Regions from separate parts of the Mus musculus genome. Here region 2 is linked to region 1. Evidence: chromatin contacts called from ENCODE Hi-C or POLR2A ChIA-PET data. All regions are on one chromosome and are shown on one strand. The core of a region is the stretch at or near the end of the contact, and the rest is flanking DNA. Distances in the headings are between cores, read along the strand shown.

Region 1 (7,115 bases), core at 2,580-5,079:
GGCTGGACAAGGGCATGGAAAGGAACAGTCTCTGAGCTGATATCTGAACCTGCCCCAGTGCTCCAGGCAGGAGCCACAGGAATGTCTGTAGATTGGCAGGGGCCAGTGGAGGCAAAGATGGCTTCTGGGACAGGGGCAGGATGAAGATACTAGGGAGGACTTTCAGGGATGCAGCTGAGACTGGGGTCTTCCCTAGATGGACGGAGCTATGAAGCCCATTGGACATGGAATAGCCATGTGGGCAGGCAGCTGGAAGGCATCTAAAGATGTAAAAATAACCATGGAGCTGTCATGAGCTCACTGAGGCCTTTTAGCCAGGGCCCAGGGCCACACAGAGGGCAGGAGGGACAGGCAGAGCTGAAGCCTCTGGGTGGAGGGACACAGTGCAGGGAAGACGGAGTGATCAGAGGGGGACAGGGAGGGCAGAGTTGGGAGGAAGTAGAAGAGAACCGTAGCAGCTGTGGGGCAGGTCTAGCCCTGGAGGTCACAGTGACCTTGAGGCACTGACTACCCTCAGAAGTGGTGTGGATAAAAGCAAGCAGCAACCTGAGATCACCCTGAACCTGGGGACCCATGGGGACAAGATGGAGTGTGAGGCCCCAGGCTCAAAGTTTATCTTAGGAAAGACACAGTGTTTACTGCTCCAAACAGGTGAGGGAGACACATAGACATGGGTGTTCCCAAGAGTGTGCGGGTGGGGCTCAGAGTTGAGGCCCAGGTAGGACAAGGCAGATGTGGGAATAGCCAGGCAAGGACCAACCTAGAACATCCAGCTAAGGACAAAGATACTCAGGGAAGATGTGGCTGCCCGGCCACATAGCACAGGAGCTGAATCAAGCCTTGACCCAGGTATTCCTGTCCCCTGTGATGTCCCCATGAAGAGAGAGGTCTAGCTGCCATCCTGCCCTGTCTCAGCCTTGGGCTGAGGTGTCACACGCTCCCACTGGGAAGGAGGCAGAGATCTAGATAATCCAAAGCTAGAGGTGCCAACTCAGGAAGTATTGGGTCACCAATCACGGGGTCTCGGTTTTCCTGAAATACACCTGCCATTTTCAGAGATACCAACTTCAAAGTTAGGGTTTCCTGAGCTCTGTCTTGCATAGGACCCCATATTCAAGGCTTCTGTCCCCTGTGGGTGGGCTTGAGACCTCTGCAGTCCTCATGAGCAGTGGGTGGGGCATCCTCCTGCAGGTGGGGTCATGCACCTCTCTGGGACAGTCATACCATGGCTGCCTACAGATGGGGCTGAGCTAGGGATCCCAAGCTTTCAGGAATGAAGGGCAAAGCCCCAGAGAAAGACAGGGTATAAAATCTCCCTTACCCCTCTGTCTGGACCCTGGCTTCTCTGCCAGGTTCAGAATGTGGTTCCCTCCTAGTGGATTTCCCAAGCTAGATGAAGCCCCTGAAACAGCCCACATGGGAAGCAACAGATTAGCATTCTCTGAGAATACTGTCCGGCTGCTGGAACCACTGCTGAGGATGGTCCACGGGCTGTCTCCTGCTCTCCACCAAGAGACCACACCACAAAGAAGACAGGCTAAGAACCAAAGCTCTGATCTCAGTGAGCCACTGCCCAGGACCTCTCCTGAAGGTCTGCCCAGAGAGATGACCCAGACGTCCATCCCTCACCAGGCACACAGTCCCACTCTGAGATCCCACACTGAGACAAGCCTGGTAGGAAGAACTTCCCATCAGTGGGCCCTTTGGAGCACGATGGCCCAGCAGCTGTGTTGGAGGGAGGGAGAGAGAGAGAGAGAGAGAGAGAGAGAGAGAGAGAGAGAGAGAGAGAGCTGACAAAGAACTCTGTGTTCCTGGTCCCTCTCAACTACCTCCCATGAGCCTCCACAAAGGAAGTCACAATTTTAAAGCCAAGGACCCATTGGTTTCTCAGGACAAGAAAACAGAGCTGTTCTCTCCCTCCCATACCAGATCAACAGAGTCCAGACCTCAGGTCCTCAAGGACACAGGTGTCAGCCTCCGTCTAGAGGGAGGGAGAGGGTGGGGTAGGGAAGATCCAGTCTCCAGTGGGATAAGATGGGCAGGTGGGAGGAGAAAGCCACAGTGGGAGGTGGAGGCTATGGGCTGTGTAGCTCAGGAAGAGGTCTTGGGACAGCAAGTAGGCTCAGGAGGGACAGGCTAGAGAGACAGGCCACACCCTCCACTTTTGACTCAGTCACTTCCTACCTCTGACACATCCCAGCTCAACCTCAGAGTCCCATCTGGGGACAGCTTGTAATCCAGGTTCCTTTGCCAGTCCCACCCCTGGGGACCTCTGGCCTACTCACTGCCTAGAATACATGAGGCTCTTAGATTCCCACAGAGTCGGTGAGCATACTTCAGGATGCTCTCTGGGACAGACCTAACTCCATAGTCTTCCCCAGGATCCCTCACCAGCCAGACTGGTACACACGGACCACAGCTGATCAAAGCCACTTAAATTCTCTGTGGACTTTACTTCTCTACTGCTCCATCCAGCCCCCAAGCCTGGCAGTGTCCAGGGTCCCTTCCCCTCCCCAGTCTCCAATCACCCTCTCCCCGGATATCCTGGAATGCCAAAGACAAGAACCGTGCCCCCCCCCCCCCCCGAAGCCCTCCAGGCTTTGCCACAGAAGGTCTGGGCTTGAAGGACTGAGTGAAGACACCGTGGAACCAGGAGCCAGACAAAAGGAGACTGTTCACAAAAGCAGCTAGTGAATTGTGCCACCCCTCCAGGGAGCTGACAGGCACCAGCATCCTGGAAGTCACTCTGGCTGCCTGCACATGTGTGAGGCAGCCACACACGCGCCCCCACCCAACTTCCCCTACAGACCCCTGGATCCTGGGCCAACTCCAAGGCACCTGTCTCCCGAAACAGCTGCAGTCCCAGGCTGGAGCTGCAGAGCTGCCCTGGCTCCTTCCTGGCTCTCCTCATACTGAGGGGAGCAGACCCTGGTACCACTTTCTTTTCTCAGAAGTGTGTCTCCCCCAAACAAAGTAAAGGTCCTGGGACACAGAAACAGGACTCTTCCTACCTGGCAGACCATCTTTTCTCTACCTGAGGGTATGGGATTGGGAGGAGGTGGCACTGCTTGGGATGCGGCTTAGGAATTCCTGATACATTTTCACCAGGACACCTATATCACCGAGGCACATTCTGCCTGCTCCTCCATGGGTAGGCTGCAGCCCCTCTGGGCTTCTGCTGGTCCAGGAAAGGTGTTGGCCCACACAGGAACTGGGACCCCCACAACACCACACTCGGGGACCGGTTAGGTCTGTGTTGCGGGTGGCCAGGTCCCAGGGTCCGGGCGCCCGAGCGGCTTCGACTCTCCGGTTACCGCCGTGGGGCTGGGTTTCAGCGGCTCCCCCGCGGCTATTTCGGGAGAGCTGGCACCTCAGCCACCGGTTGTAGGGCCGGCAGGGTCCGGATGGCTCGCTGAGACCCGCCACCCGCCGTCCCGCCCGCGGCCCCGCCGCTCACCTGCCACCGGCGATGGCTTGCGCAGCACCAGCCACCTACTCTTCCACTGCGGAGACAGGACAGCGTGAGAAGCCGCCCGCGCGCGCCCGCTCCGCGCCCCCGCCCCCACCCAAGCGCGCCCCCGCCCCGCGCCCCCGCGGCGCCCCAACCTTCTTGCCGTCCCGCAGCTTGACCTGGCCCTCCACCAGCGCTGCCTCGGTCATCTTCTGTCATGGTTCCCGCCGCCCGCTGCGCCCTCTCCACGCGTCCTGGGCGCCTGAGCCCAGGGTCACTTTCAAAATAGCTCCGGGAGGGCCTTGGGCTGCGCCAGGAGGGCGGGCCCGGCGCGGCGGGCGGGGCGCAGCGACACGGGGACCTGGATGTGGGGGAGACTGGGCGGGGCACCCCGGGCCTCAGTCTTTAAGACCCTAGTAAAGTGCAAGCCAGTAGGTGGCAGTGGCCTTGGACAGCCTCTGCACTCTGCTGGCTGCCAGCCCACGCTGCTCCTGCCAGGTCTCAGGACCACTGCTTAAGACCATCTGAAGCAGCCTCTGGAGAACGAAACTCAGCCTGGGAGGAGAAACTGGGACAGGGGCAGTTTCCCAAAGGGAAGAAAACTGTCCCAAGACAACCCCACAGAAGGCTTTGTGGCCTTGTGCCTGCCCAGTCCCAGTTTTGGTTTGGCTTCAATGGCTTCATCCTTTGCACCTGCCCTTCCTCCATCTCATGGGGCCACGAGGCACCCCTGACAACAGACCAACAGCCCAGGTCCAATACATTATCCAGTCCCTAGGCCTTCCCCATCGCCAGAGGTGGCCGCCCTCCAGGCAGATGAGAAAGTGGGCATATGTACTCTTCAGGTCACTGTCCCTCCCATTCAACTTGAGTATCTGGCAGAGCAGACCTCAGTGGCTGCCAGGACCAGAGCCCACTATGTCACCTCATTGCCCCAGGTCTCCCTGGCTGGTCTCTCCTACTTCTGAAGGCCAGCTTGCACCAGCCTTACAGCATGAAGAGCCTAGGGATCCATGCTGCCTGGGAACAGCCTCACCTAGTATCCCCCTGTCCAGCCAAATGCCCTCAGAGCCTCTGAATTTCTCTACCCCAGCCTGTTGCCCAGGTTAAGGTTGCTTAAGGCCGGTGCTAAGTTTTATACCACCACCCCAGCTTACTGTGGAACTTAAGCATTTGTTAGACCTATGTCATAGACTCCCCAGATACATGACTTAGCACCCCAGGGAACAGAGAACACCCACAATTGCCAACTAACTGCATCTAGCAAAATAAACTCAGACACACAATGAAGCTTGATGAATTTGCCCATCCTGATCCCCGACCCCAAGGAGCTCTGACCCGGGTAGAAAAGGGCTACGTGTCAAACTGTTCGCGCAGTGCGTGCGTCTTCACTATATCCTGCCCAGACTCTTTAGACTGCTTCCTGTCTACCCCTTATAGAGAAACTGAGGGTCAGAGTGGTGTCAGGACTCATGGCCAGGATGGACCCACAAGTACTGACCCCAGAGCAGTACTCAACCCGAGAGTCCTTGCCACAGCCCCTCTAGAGAATCTGGAGGGCAAACCTTCAGTGGGTCACAGGGCTGCTTTTAATGTTTTCCTGGTTATCTTGATGGGGAGAGGGCACCAGGTCTAGGAAGGCACTCTATATGTTCCTCTATCCTGTATAACCTATGTGGCACACCAGTGCCTTCCACTAAACTGTTGCTGGCCACAGAGCCCCATTCATACTACCCACACACTGAAGGCCCCTGGGGAACCGACTCAGGACAGCCGGTGTGGAGTCATTTGGGGGTTGTGGCCATGAGCATATCCTCCAGCCCAGGCGGCTGGCACTTGCTCTTCCCTTCAGGGAGGGGCCACGTCCTGCTGCATTCCAAGCGCTGGCCTTGGCCCAAACTCTAGCCACGCCTGGCAGCTGCACCTGCTCCCGCACTGGCCCCGGAAATGCGGGCGCCATGGGGATAGACAGCTTTTATTCTCCCACTCCACATGACCTAGAGGACAGCCCTGTGGTCCAAGTCTGCCAAAAATCGGCCAATGGAGGACTCGGTCTGGCCTTGTAGAAAGAATTCTTATGACCTTGGCCCTCTTTGTGCCTCAGTTTCCCCAGATGTTACAACCAGAGTTGCTGGGGCTCTACATGATGAAACTCTCTCTGACCACCAAAGCAGCTGACCAGAAGGATGTTAAGCCTCTTGAAGAATCAAGGTGACAGCTGGAAGGAGTGAGATGGCAGGAAGGCCCAGTCACATGTGAGGCAGGATGACACTTAGCCCCAACACCCCTCTGCCTGGCACCACTGGACACTGGACACCACAGGGAGCTTCCAGTTGTGGTCACAGCTGTACCACTGTCTGAGCTCACCACCACAGTACTGTTGCTACACACTGTGGCCAGTCAGACCACCGCCACCGCACCCATGATCTCAGGATGTTGTCCCATCGGTGGCTCTGCAGTCACAGACCTCTGTGAGATGCTGTACTTGCCACCTACCAGACAAGAGCATGCACACCATCACGTGGCCTCCATTTCCTGCTGTTGCCTGGCTTTGTCACCTCTGTCAGGGATGATTGTATATGCAAGAGGCTCTCAAATGATCCCTTTACATACACAGGGGAGAGTGGAACTAGGGGGCCTGTCTGCCTGCCTTGGCATCTCTAGGTAACTGGGAATGCCGGACAGACACACTCCAGCGGGCTGTGGCAGGCACCAAGACTCACAACCCCATTATCCCTTCCACTGAGGGAAACTGTACAGAGGACTCCAGGAAGTGCCGAGTGGGTAGAGCTGACTACCACTTCTGAGTCCAGCCATTACACAAACTAAACTATCATGCAAACATTTGTCACTAGTCACATGATGAGAGGAAGGGTATTATGGACTAGATACCCCCACCCCCAGCTCCCCGGGCATTCGCTGATGTTCTCACCCCCATGTGACCATGAAGACGTGGAGCCTCTAAGAGAGTATTTACGGTAAATGAGGTCATACACAAGGGCCCTAATCTGTTAGGACAGGTGTCCTTATAAAATGACAAAGAGATCCCGAAGAGTGCTCTCTCTTCTGCACACAGAAAAAGGCATAGAAGGGTCCATCAAAAAGGCAGCTGTCTTCATACGGGGAGGACCTGGGGGCTGAATTTGACGGCCCCTTGAGGATGAACCTCCAGCCTCTTAAATTGCCAAATAATAATTTTTATTTTAAGGAAATAGGTTTATTTCGTGTGCTGCAAAGAAACCAAACATGGCAGTAACAGAAGGGCTGCCTGTTTCATTGCCTAGTCTTTTCTGGGCTGTTCTGTCCAGGCAACTGCTATCTTTTAGACCTGGAGTGGCTCCCAAACCCCACATGCCAAAGCTTGGTCCCAGCTCCTATTGCTATTGGAAATAGTGGGACCTTTAAGAGGGTGGGGCCTGAGAAGGGTCTTCAGGGTGTGACAGGGAAAACCGGGTTCTTCCTCTGTCTCTTTTGTGCCTTAGCCTTCAACTGAGAGCATTGCTTTGCTGCATAGGTCTGCTGCAAAGGTCTGCTGCATAGGTCTGCTGCAGGCTTGAGGCAAATGAGGACAATCACGGTTAAAAGCCCTGAAGCCATGAACCCGAGAACCTCTCTCTATAGGCTAATTAGTTCAGATGGCTAATGACTGCCCTGGAGTGACAAA
Region 2 (7,115 bases), core at 2,837-5,336, 49 kb before region 1:
GATTAGATGAAAACTGGATGGGTCACAACCTGGAAGGAATCTGAAGCCCTTTATACTTCCACATGCCCTCACTCCTCCCTCTCTCCCTTACTTCCTCTTTCCTCCTCTCTTTCTTCTCAGGGAGAATTGGGCTTTGCAGTAAGGAGATAGAAGCTAACTTGGGTCTTTCTTTCTTTCTTTCTTTCTCTCTTTCTTTCTTTCTTTCTTTCTTTTTAAATATTTATTTTATTTTATATGTGAGTACACTGTAGTTATCTTCAGACACACCAGAAGAGGGCTTCGGATCCCATTGCAGATGGTTGTGACCCACTACACGGTTGCTGGGAATTGAACTCAGGACCTCTGGAAGAGGAGTCAGTGCTCTTAAACACTGAGCCATCTCTGCAGCCCTGGGTAATTTTTTCTTAAGATTTAAGAATACAGACTAGTGGCAATGACAGTATTTGATCTGCTTGTCCCTTGAGTCAACTCTCTCTATTGGGCCACCCCCACCCACCCTCCCATTTCTACCCTCTTGGGGATTCCTTCTGCCCGTCTCTTCAATCTTTTCTACACTAGGTCCTGTATTTGTCTGCTTCTTGTTTGGTTTATTTTTCTACTTGGGTGAGCACTTGTGCCTGGAGTTTATTTATCTTCTCTCATGACGCTCTCTCCCATTTTCTCAACAGTTTGGCTAGGTATAGAATTCTAGGTCAGATGTCATTTTCCTTCTAATATGAAACTTGTTCTGCTCGTCTTTCTTTTTTATTTTAAAGACAAAGTCTCACGTTGCCCAGGTTATCCTCAAACTCACTATGTAGCTGAGGATACCCCTGAATTAATGATCCTCTTGTCTGTAATCCTTAAGTGCTGAGATTACAGCTCTGCATGCCTTGGTGTATGCCAGGCAAGCACTTTAACAATTGGCCCCTGCCCCTCACCCACTGTCTTTCTATTTTAAGTATTGTTGTTGGGAAACCTAAAGACGTTTATGGCCTTTCTGTTATTTTTCTCCTTTAAGAGGGGCTTGTAAAATCTTTTTGCCTCCTGCATTACATACTTTTACAGTTACATGTGTGGCTATAACTTGTATGGTTTATTTTCATTCTTTCTAAGAGTCCATGCCCTATGGATTCTTCTAACCTGACAATTAATTGTTCATCCCTTTTGGGTGTAGAAATTGTCTTAAATTGTTAATTTTGTCGTGAACTAGTTTCCATTTCCCCTGTGCCTTCTTTGTGGGAAGGGATGCAAACACTCCAGAGAGCACACAGATGGCCATCGGAGGACAACTAATGGCTTGCTACCTCCCTCTCTCACCATGTGGATCTCGGGTTTGAACTCAGGTAGTCTGGCTTGGCAGCAAGCACCCTTACCTCCAGAGCCAATTCACCTCTGTGCTGTCAGAAACTCCTGGTAACTAAGTACTAGGTCTCTTGGGTTGGAAACCAAGTTTTTCCCTTTCTGTTGACCATGTCCTTGTAACTTGAACCCGCTTTCTCAGAGTTTACGTCAATCATCTTATCATTGCTTAGGGTTTTGGATCGATAGCTCTTTTTGCTTCCCACCGTGTTTTATGTCTCACATCATTGTGTGCTATATATTCCACGGTCTAACAGTTTCTGTTGTCTCTGGAAGGATAACATCTCTTGCCATTTTCTTTCACTGTGTATATTTTTAGCTCCTATTTCCACTTGTGTTTGTTGTTTGTTTGTACCCCTGAGGACCAAAACCCAGGCATGTTGCCCCCTGCTTTGACCTCGCCACAGTCTTACATCTGTCCCTTCTGTTTTCTCCCAGTTGCTTCTCTGTGGCCGGCTGTTTCTGCTTCTCTCTTTCCCACCAGGGGCATTCCTTGGATTTGGGAATCCTTACGTGGTGGTCCATGGGAAGGAGCACAGTTTAGAGGCTGCCAGGAAGCTTCTTCCACGGCACCCATTTCACTGTGGATTCTCTTCAGACTAAGCAAAGGGCTGGCAGCTCTCCATCCTCTCATCCTCTCTCCCTTCAGAACTGCTACAGCATTCCCAGCCTACAGCATTCCTGGGAAGGATGCAGGTAGTGAACCCTGAGCAGAGGCAACAGGGCTCCAACCACCTCTGCCTGTGGGAGGCAGTCTTGGAACCTGTAGTGAAGGGGAGGAAGCCTGGCTCCAACTCACACCTGGAGTGCATCCACCAGAAGACTGGAGAAGGGTCAAAACGTCCGGTCTGTCCGGGGCCTTCATGAATTGCTAGGCTTGTTACAGTGAGACTGATCTGAGCACATAAACAAGGCTAGTGCATTAAACACTGACTGCCATGCAGCTGGGAGACTGTGCTCCTGGAGAAGATAGGTGACTAGGGACCAGCTTCACATTGTTATCTGAAACCGGAGAAAATAAATGAAGCAACTGCCCTTAAGATCTCAGACAAGCCGGGCGGTGGTGGCACAGGCCTTTAATGCCAGCACTTGGGAGGCAGAGGCAGGCGGATTTCTGAGTTCAAGACCAGCCTGGTCTATAGAGTGAGTTCCAGGACAGCCAGGGCTACACAGAGAAACACTGTCTCAAAACAACAACAACAAAAACAAACAACAACAACAAAAAAGATCTCAGACAATTGGAAGATAGCATCAGGTAGATAGATCTCTTTGAGAGTTCAAGGTGAGCCTGATCTACATAGTTGAGTTCCAGAGCTACTGAGTAAGATCCTGTTTGATCTAAACAACCAGACAAAGCCAAAATAACAACAAAAACCCCCAAACAAAAACAAAACCCTCTCTCCTATCTGAAAAGGAGACATTTTAGGCCGGGCAAAGTGGTGCACACCTTTAATCCCAGTATCTGGGAGGCAGAGGCATACAAATCTCTGAGTTTGAGGCTAGTTTGGTCTATATAGTGAATGCCAGGATAACCAGAGCTAACCAAACCAAACCAAAAATAGATCTCAGAAAACAGGTGCTAACGTCTGCAAACCACCAGGGTTCCAGATATACTGAACCCTTTTTGTGGAAACACAAAATACAGCTTAAAACTATTAAAAAAAGAAAAAAGCACCACTCCCCCCAAATATCCCCTACCCTTGTCCTCCATGTATCTCCCTATTGGAGACCCTTTCTGGTTGTACTGGTTAGTTTTGTGTCAACTTGACACAGCTGGAGTTATCACAGAGAAAGGAGCTTCAGTTGGGGAAATGCCTCCACAAGATCCAACTGTAAGGCATTTTCTCAATTAGTGATCAAGTGGGGAGGTCCCCTTGTGATTGGTACCATCTCTGGGCTGGCAGTCTTGGTTCTATAAGAGAGCAGGCTGAGCAAGCCAGGGGAAGCAAGCCAGTAAGGAACATCCCTCCATGGCCTCTGCTCGGCTCCTGCTTCCTGACCTGCTTGAGTTCCAGTCCTGACTTCCTTGGTGATGAACAGCAGCATGGAAGTGTAAGCCGAATAAACCCTTTCCTCCCTAACTTGCTTCTTGATCATGATGTTTGTGCAGGAATAGAAACCCTGACTAAGACACTGGTCATCCTTACCAGACGACTCTTCTGCCTGTCCCTCCTGGGCCCAAACTGCTGGTGCCTGTACCAGACTCCTGGGTTCCTCGAGCACCAGGTTGTCACCAGGCCAGGCCATGTCCCCAACAGGCTTGCTGGGCCTCACTATGTCCATTGGATTTTCTCCAGGGCTGCAGGTGCAGAGACTAGGCAAGTGCACAAAGCCTTCCAAACAGAAACCCCGGAGGGGAAGTGTCTGGGATGTGTCCCAAAGACGGAGCTGAGATAGCTGCTCCCGGGTTTAATGGCAAAATCATCTTCCGCCGCACTTCTTGTGTGATTACGAGGAGTGGGGCGGTGCATAAGTGCGCTTTCCCAGCTGCTTCTCCTTACAGCCCCGCTAGTGAGCTCTGAATTTTGCAGCCCCAGCGTGAAAATACCTTGGGATAATTGCTCTTTGCTGGTGTTGGGCAGGGCGGAGCCAGAGACCGAAAAGTGGGCAGTCATATGGGCGGGGCCTGGGGTGGGCGGGATCGGATTGAGAAGGGAGGCGGGGCCTCGCGGAGACCGGTTGATGGGCGGGGCTACAGATGGGCGGTCCTACAAGACCCAGTCCTGTCAGTCTGCTAGCGCTTCAGAGGAAGATGGCGCCTCGAAGAGAGAGGGTCTCTACGCTGCCCCGGCTCCAACTGCTAGTGCTGTTGTTGCTGCCGCTGATGCTTGTGCCCCAGCCCATAGCAGGCCATGGCGGCAAGTACTCGCGAGAGAAGAACGAGCCGGAGATGGCCGCCAAGCGCGAGTCCGGGGAGGAGTTCCGCATGGAGAAGCTGAACCAGCTATGGGAGAAGGCCAAGCGGGTGAGCGGGGCCAGGGAGACGCGCGGGGATGGGGGCGAGGTGCTGCGTGTGAGCGAAGGAGAGCAGGGCCCTGATTGAGAGGCCAACATAACCTCTGGGACGGGGAACGGCCTACCCTTTGTACAGCCCCCCTTTAAATGTCAGGTGGGCCATCTTGACCTCACTTGTAATAAGAGACCCATAGGCCCTAAAGGAACTTGGTGCTGGTGTCAAGGGCCTGTGGTTGCCTTTAGTGCAATTAGGGACCCTAAAGAATGAGTGACACCCACCCTTCCTAGCTGTGGACACCTCTGCCCAAAAAGCTAATTTTCCAAAGAGCCAATTCAGATGGAGGTAGAGGGGAGGGGGGGCACTTTCTACATGGGGCCAGACTTGGAAGTCTTTTCTTTATCTGTATTTACTCCAATGAAAGAAAAAAAAAAACGGTGCCCTGAGATAAGACTGTATGGAGATTGCAGAAGCCCCAGTTGCTAATGGAGCTGGTTAATTTGGGTAAAGCAGTTCCTTAGGGGATTGGAATTCCTTAGTATAGGTAAACACTACACCCTGTCTGGGGAATGCTGAAGTTAGATTTAGTAGCTATGCTAATCTCTCTTCCTTTTGAAATGGAGATATCCAGAGCCTGAGGGCTGGCCTGGAACTTGGGTCCCCTCCCAGATTACAGTCCTAGGCTAGGACTTGGGCTTTTGTTTAAGTATTCTTTCAGAGCCACACTATCTTCCTCTAGAGCTTGCAGAGGGTTGCCCTTTAGCCCTCCAGCTTAAACATTCCTGAGTTTGAGGGGAGAGTAAATAATTTGCAAACTAAGTGATTTTTTAAAATAAAACCGTGTAGAACTTTGGCCCTGGAGACTTTGGATGGAGAGGTAGTTGGGAGGTTGGCTTCTGGGGAAGGGGAGTGGTGCCTCACAGACAGCTTAGTGGCCAGCCAGTGTCTTTGAGAGACTGCTGCAAGAGGGGGACAAGTGTCCAGCCTGCAAAGGTTTAGGACAGCCCTGTGGCCTGGAAAAGCAGTTCAGCTTTCTGGGGGAAGGGTCCGGGAGCAGAGCTGGGAGTGGCTGTGTGAAGAGCATGGGAGCAGTGGGAACCATCTAGGGTAAAAGGCTGGCTGTCCCTGACCGCCATCTCCAGGGGTGTGCCCACGGGATGAGTGTGCTTCACCTGGGATTACCCAGTAAGATGAGGATGGGGCCACGAAGACATTAGCAGGTACCGTCGAAGACTGTTGGGGAAATGTGGTCTGCTGTCCGTAGATCCTGGGGTCTCTTTCACTCAGAAGGTGGCCCCCAGTCCTCCACATGCACATCCAGGTGACTTTCATCCTCACTCTGTGCCTTGGTGGTCTCCTGGACCTCCACCATGGCCACTGATCAGTGGCAGCATCAGATTATATTTCTGCTGGTTGTCCACAGTCTGATGTCACTGTGCGGACGGCTGCTCTCGTCATCCTGTCTAAGCCTTGGGCTGCACGTCATTCCAGCCCTCCAGCCCTAAAGTTCTGCAGGGGATTTGCGTTCACTTTTTCTGTTGAACGGAGGGGGACATTCGTTCTTCCAGTGGCTTCCCTTACAGGATGTCCTGTGTCTACTCCCTCTACTTCCAAGGAGCCTAGGCCTTGAGGACATAGGTTGAGTTTTGCTGCTTTTCTTTCTAGACAGGGAGGCTTCCAGCTGGGTCCTACCTGCTAGGTCACCTGAGCTCAGGGGGAGAGCACCAGGTTCTTATCTTTCATGTAAACATTTGGGTTGGGCCTTCTGCCCTTCGGGGTGAGGCCGATAGTGCAATCAGCTCCCATCCCTACTGTTTTAAGTAGTTGAAGTGCTCCCCTAGGCTTCTCCTGGGTTGTAGCCTTGTGGGGATTCTCAGTGATCTTCACTATCCAGGAGAAGTTTTATCCTTGCAGTTTATCATGTATGAGGTGGAAGAGAAAGTGTGGCAGAGCTCTTTGCCTCGCCCCATTCCCAGTCCACCTTTAGAAGAGCTGAGGTCTGTCTTGATACCCAAGGGAGTGGAGCCGGGTATGGGAGAGCTCTGCAAAGGCATGGAGCCCACCTCTATCTTGTGAGATTGGGCAATTTGAGACTTGTGGGAGGAGGGGGATTGCTTCATGGCAGTCTAGCCCTTCGTGCCCTGACTCTGGCGTTACCCGGTTCCTGTTTCGTAGACATACTTAGGATGATGAGCTGTGACGGGATTTGGGACATGTCTGTCCTGACTCAGCGATCTGACGTGCCCAGTGTGTTGCAAGATGAAGACTCCTGGGCAGTGTGGGGAGCAAAGGACTCTCCTTGGAGTTGGGGTAGGGAAACCTCTGCAGGTTACCACATCCTCTCAGAGACCCAGTCTCATCCTCTTAAACAAAATGTATTCAGATTACAGGAGCTGACCTCTCAGGTCCCCTGGGAGCAGAGTCCTAACTGATTCTGAGAAAGAATCTCTCTGTGGTAGCATGCCTACTTTGTACAAGGCCCTGAATCTGGTCCTGGTACCTCAAAAAAAAATGTAAGATTATATTGGCAAGGTTTTTTTTTTTATATAAATTTAATCTTCTATTATGTGGTGATTCTTTTTTCTTCTCCTACTTCTTGTAAAAATAACTCATTTCCTCACCAAGTCCAGCCCTTCAATGGATATGTATGCTTTACCTGGTCCGTAGCTCCAGGTGTCAGCGTGGGAAAGGTGTGGTGCCCTGCTGCAGGAGCCTTCTGACAGCCCTTGGCTTCCTCCTGGACCTGGGATTTCCAGACACAGACTCAGCTGTGTCTCTAGCTGGGCTCCTGACATAGGCGTCATCAGTCTTTGAAGTCCCT

The links. Hi-C counts contacts between places; a loop is a spot of excess contacts on that map. ChIA-PET counts read pairs that join two places held with the same protein, here RNA polymerase II (POLR2A).
Region 2: POLR2A ChIA-PET joins it to region 1 with 22 read pairs in embryonic stem cell. The contact joins the promoter of Lrpap1 here to the promoter of Dok7 in region 1. A Hi-C loop is called at or near these places in 1 of 37 maps with a recorded cell type or tissue (Patski). POLR2A ChIA-PET finds 5 or more read pairs at or near these places in 4 of 5 experiments (Patski and embryonic stem cell).

The regions. Positions count from the first base shown.
Region 1 is chr5:35,053,480-35,060,594 of GRCm38, reverse strand. It overlaps Dok7 (docking protein 7), which reads right to left and starts at 3,829. Exons shown (of 10, transcript NM_001348478.1): 1 at 3,607-3,829; 2 at 3,458-3,503. The coding sequence starts at 3,660.
Region 2 is chr5:35,102,670-35,109,784 of GRCm38, reverse strand. It overlaps Lrpap1 (low density lipoprotein receptor-related protein associated protein 1), which reads left to right and starts at 4,086. Exons shown (of 8, transcript NM_013587.3): 1 at 4,086-4,306. The coding sequence starts at 4,094.